2 separate regions of the Mus musculus genome follow, and region 2 is linked to region 1. A link is a loop called in an ENCODE intact Hi-C map of the cell type or tissue named here. Cell type or tissue: heart. All regions are shown on one strand.

What was found. A loop is a pair of places that touch in the nucleus more often than their neighbours do. Peaks named below come from ENCODE experiments on the same cell type or tissue, not always from the same donor. Only the 100,000 strongest peaks of a DNase experiment are listed, where the experiment ranks them.
Region 2: it touches region 1 in a loop (11-fold over the local background); 33 of 42 quality-filtered maps call a loop at or near these places.

What each region holds. Positions count from the first base shown.
Region 1 is chr2:164,591,025-164,593,524 of GRCm38, reverse strand. Eppin (epididymal peptidase inhibitor) reads left to right here. Exons shown (of 4, transcript NM_029325.2): 1 at 1-99; 2 at 1,730-1,861. The coding sequence starts at 9. Among named protein-coding and RNA genes, the nearest start is that of Eppin, 1.3 kb to the left of the region's middle. In heart, a CTCF peak has its summit at 1,294 (motif pointing left); no DNase peak of the experiment used is centred here.
Region 2 is chr2:164,725,117-164,727,616 of GRCm38, reverse strand. No RefSeq gene overlaps it. Among named protein-coding and RNA genes, the nearest start is that of Spint5, 11 kb to the right of the region's middle. In heart, CTCF peaks have their summits at 1,332 and 1,531 (motif pointing right); no DNase peak of the experiment used is centred here; H3K27me3 peaks cover 619 bases.

The DNA of each region.
Region 1 (2,500 bases):
TCGCCAGAATGAAGCTTTCTGGATTTGTGAGCATTCTTGTGCTATTTGGCCTGCTTGCAAGAGTCCAGGGACCTAGTCTAGCTGACTTGCTGTTTCCCAGTAAGTACTGTTTTTTTCTAGTGTTGTCTGGGAGAAAGGGAAGTTTACTGGAAGGAAGAGACAAAGAACAATTCCTCAGGTGTGGGTCACCTTTCTACAGCTCCTTCCTGGGTGTGGCTCAGGAGAGGAGAGAGATACTTATAAGGTCTCTTAGTGTTACAACGACCTCTGTGTTGATACAGGGACAGGGGTCTGGGGAAACACCTTCAAAGTCCCTTTAAAAAGGGGAGGTGAGGAAGGGTTATGGTTCCAACATTAATGGGAAGACCTTTCACCTCTTAAAGAAGTAGACAGACATATTTGTCTGGGGGCTCTGGGGTCAGAGTTGGTGGGTTGTACAGAGTTGGTAGCCTGGTGATCTTGAGCAAAATATTTAATTTCCACGTGTCCTCTCTGGAACTTGATTTCTTCATTTTAAACGAATTTTGGCCCTACAGCTTTGTGGTGAAGAAACAGGACAGAGTAAAGCTTCCCCCCACGGTGACCGCTCTGCAGGTATTAGCTAACATTTGCTTGTGTTCACTATCTCATTTAATCCTCACAAGAACTCTACGAGAGGAAGTCCTATCAACACTCCTGTTTTATTCTTTTAATTTAAAATTTTGGAATTTTAAACATTAAAATATAATTTTCCCCTTCCTTTTCTTCCTTCCAATTCCTTTTACATACCTGCTCCCACTCCGTCTGAAACTACGGCCTCTTTTTCTTTAATTGTTGCTGTTATCTGTGTGTGTGTGTGTGTGTGTGTGTGTGTGTGTGAGAGAGAGAGAGAGAGAGAGAGAGAGAGAGCCTAAATAAATACAGCCTGCTGTGTCTGTTTATTATTTTCTGTATGTATATGATTTCAGGGCTGACCATTTGGTATTGGATAAGCAATTAAATTAGGGGGGTCTTCCCTGGGAAAGACTATTTCTCCTGAACTTAGCACCCCTTAGTTGTATATAGCTCTTTGTCCGTAAACTTCCCTCTTTGAAACTAGAAGACACAGAATTTAAAGAATGTGCCCACCATCACAAGGCTACCAGCATTCAACCAACTAAAGATTTTTCTACGATAACACCTGTATTAACCCGTTGAAAATTGTATACAATGTATTTAGGATCCTGTTTCTCCTCCACAACACACACACTCCCGGCAGAGTTAGGATTCCAAAACCCAGCTGCAGGTGGGGGAGGAATCACTGTGCAATGTTGCCCTCTAGAGGAAAACAGCAACACGACATAACTGAATAGCTAGAACAAAGGAAACAGAGGCTGTAGTGGAAAGGGTCTACTCCCAAGGAGGCATTCCCAGGGTCTGGAGAGTGTCTGGATTGTTAGGAGATGGATGGAGTGCCCAGGATGTCTAGTACATGAGGCCAAGGTGGCTGTTAAAGGTTCCACAAAGCACAGGGCAGCTCCCATGGCCAACAGGTGATTGTCACCAGTGTTGAAAAGTTCTGCCCCAGCAGCTGGGGGGTAGCAGGGATGGAGGGAAGAAGGTATGGAGGAGTGTTGAAGAGGTTAGAGTGGGTAGTGATGGAAACGGGAGCAAAGAAAAGGCTTCCTTCACCGTGAGCAAATTTGAACATGAGCTTCCCTGCACTCTCAAATCCGAAGGCCCAGAGGCTGAAGGACTGTTTCTTTCCTAGGGAGATGCCCCAGATTCAGAGAGGAGTGTGAACACCAAGAGAGGGACCTTTGTACCAGGGACAGGGACTGCCCGAAGAAAGAGAAGTGCTGTGTCTTCAACTGTGGAAAGAAATGCTTAAACCCCCAACAAGGTAATAATACCAAGGGCTTTGGAATACCACAAGCCTTTTACCATGCCTCCTCTTCTGCCCACCTGGGCTGCCAGTGCCCCATGGGTCACTGGGGGTGGGGGTGGGTGCTGGGTAAGATTGCTGCCTTCGGGGTCCTGTGGGATAGATCCATTACAGATTCTGGTGAGGTTGTGGCAGTGATGTTCTTATCCCAGCAGCTAATTATGAGCCTCAGTTTCCCCCAAATAAATGTTGGGTGCATGGGTAGGATTGAGTCAGACTGTTTCTTGACTTTTTCACTGCCACGATTTTCTGAGTCCCACAAGTGGCCATTGTTGTGCTAACAAATGCTCCCATTATCGGTGACAAGCGAGGTGATTTATCCTCCCAGGCTTCTGGTGGCTCAGCAATTGCCTCTCTGCCCATATGAACTCGACTCTGTACTAGGAAACCTGCCCTAACATTCCAAACCAGAGCTGCAACCTCAACCCTATTCCTGCCCCCTCTGGATTCCCAAAAGGCCAAAAGACATTCTCCATTCGTTTAGAAAGATTTGCTGAGCGTTTCTGATACCCACTTCTTTTCTTAGTTCACTTTGCTCTAGCAAAATATATTAGACAGGTTAATTATAAAGAAAAAGGTTTATATAGACGAGGTTTT
Region 2 (2,500 bases), 130 kb before region 1:
TCTACTTGGGCAAATTGTTGTCTGACCATTTTACATGTACATTGTGGCATGCATATCCACATACACACACCCACAGCGTAATAAATATAAAAAAATGCTAAGTGTGATGCTGGATATTAGTGGGTCTAGAACACTCATTTTTTTTTAAGTAGATGTGTTGGACTTGCCTGATCTGCTGACAGGTAGCCCAACTGTACCACAAGCTGTGTAGTGGCAGGCCCAGGACTCTGGGAGGAGCCGATAGGAGGCTGCTGGGCTGCTGACCACTATTTTGTTTATCATTTTATTGTTTACTTAAATTTTATTGTTTATTGTTTGGAGTGTTGCTTGTGTTGCTCAGACTGGCCTTGAACTCATGGGCTCAAGAGACTCTTGTCTCCCGAGGTCTCCAGTGCATGGCTTCTTGAGTAGTTTTATGTACATAATTAAAAAATCAGTGTGATAAAGACTTCCATGGGAGCAGTTGATGCTGTCTGTCCCTAGGAGCCCTCAGAGCCTGTAAGGTGATTTTCTGCCAGGTGAGAATGGGACTGGCAGTTGGGACCTGTGAGCCAGGCTTTCCTTCCATCAGGTGGGGGCCACCCTGTACAGCCTATGCCTGTAGCAATAGCATGGGAGGAGGGAGGGATGGAGGAAGGATGAAATGGGAGACACACACACACACACACACAGACCCATAGAGAAATACACAGAGAGAGACAGAGGCAGGCATAGATGCACACACATGGGTGGGCACACTCACACGGGGAAGGGAGAGACAGACATATCTATAGAGAAATATGCACACACACACACACACACACACACACACAGACATAAAGAGAGAAGGAGATAGAGACAGAGAAAGGCATAGACACTCACACATGGAGGGAAACACAGGGTGAGAGAGAGTGGGAGAGAGAGACAGACAGAGACAGACAGAGACAGACAAGCACGCACACACACACACACACACACAGAGTTAAATGTCAGGTCTTGGTGTACGTTCTAGGCTGTTCTCTCTCCTGCTGTGCCCTAAACCACAAAACCCATGCAAAGCTCTCCTTCCTCGAGGTGCAAGTTCCTTTCAGCCTGAATTATGCAGTCCCTATGAATCCCAATACTACTTGCTGCTTCCAGACTTTGTACCTCAAATTAACCTTTGACCAGACTGAAAAGCCACCCTGGCTCCCATCCTCAGCTTCTGACCTCCCCTGTGGGGGCTGCGAATGACCCATGCCCTGTACCCCTTTCCTTGACCATCTGAGTCCTCTGTGTCCCTCTCCCAGCAACACCAAGGGGGCACGAGCTCTTGTCTCTCTGCTGTGCTGAGTCTCATTCTTTTATCCCTTAGGGCATGCCATCAATAGTAAGTGGGGTGTAGGGTGAGGAGGGCGGGGAGTTGCTATTGAGTTGAGTCAAGATCTGTTATGGAGGGAATAGTGTAGACAGACCAGCTTCATGCAGGTTGATGAACTCAAGAGTGAAGAAGCCCCTGGGGACAGGGTTTGTGTAGAGAAACTCTTTGCTGGGTGCTTCTGTCTCTGAGCCACCAGGGGGCAGCAGAAACCTAGTCCATTAAAGGCCACAGTATATACCTAAAGGCAAAGCTCACTGTGGCCAGAGTTTTCCAACTGACCCACACCCAGTGAATGATGACAGCAGGTCACATTCTCTCTTTTCGTGATGTGACATGTTTCTTCAGATGGGGAATATTTATCTGGGGAATGTTATTCACGTTTCAGTGCTTCTTATACAAAGCATACAGGGTCAAATTGTTGAGATCAAGAACAGAAAAACATTTTTTCTCCCTATGAGGGAAGGTGAGGAGGGCAGGGAGCTCGTTGGAGGCTCCACCAATCCTGCCAGGCTCTCTCGTCGGTGCTCTCCGTCTGCCAGCTCTGCCTTGGCACTTGCGCCAGCGCCTGCTTGTCAGTAAACATTGTTCCTCAGCTTGTCTTTCCGTTGCTTTCCTTTCCTTAGTTTTCTTGTAACTTCATAGCTTTTTATGTTTAGGATCGTGACTCTTTGTTTTCTCTTTCTTTCTCCTCTTCAGTTTTTGAAAAAGGACACGTGGTTATTGAAGGGACAATCAAGATGCAAAAATTCAAAGGGGACCTTTTAACCACAGACATCTGTCATCAACATGCTAGTGAATGTCCGTCTAGACTTGAGTGGGGATTTATAGGCATAATTTATTTGCAACCTACTTTTAATAAGGGTTCAACCTCTCCTCTAGCCTGTCACCCAGCAGAGGCAGTGGAAGAGAAAAGTTGTTAGGATCTAGGGTAGGTGAACCTGTTCAGCAATAGTTCCTTGGGGGTGAGCTTGATCTTTGGCAGCAGCCCAGTCCTATAGCAGCTGCAGACCAGTCCTCTAGGCAGGCAGACACCATCCGCGAACCAGCAGCTACAGCAGCTACAGTTCAATCCTGAAGGCACTGTTAGGTTTGCTAACCAGCCCGAGGTGAGGCCATGGAAGCACCAAACGGCGGAAGGAACCTCACGAGCAGTTCTTGAGA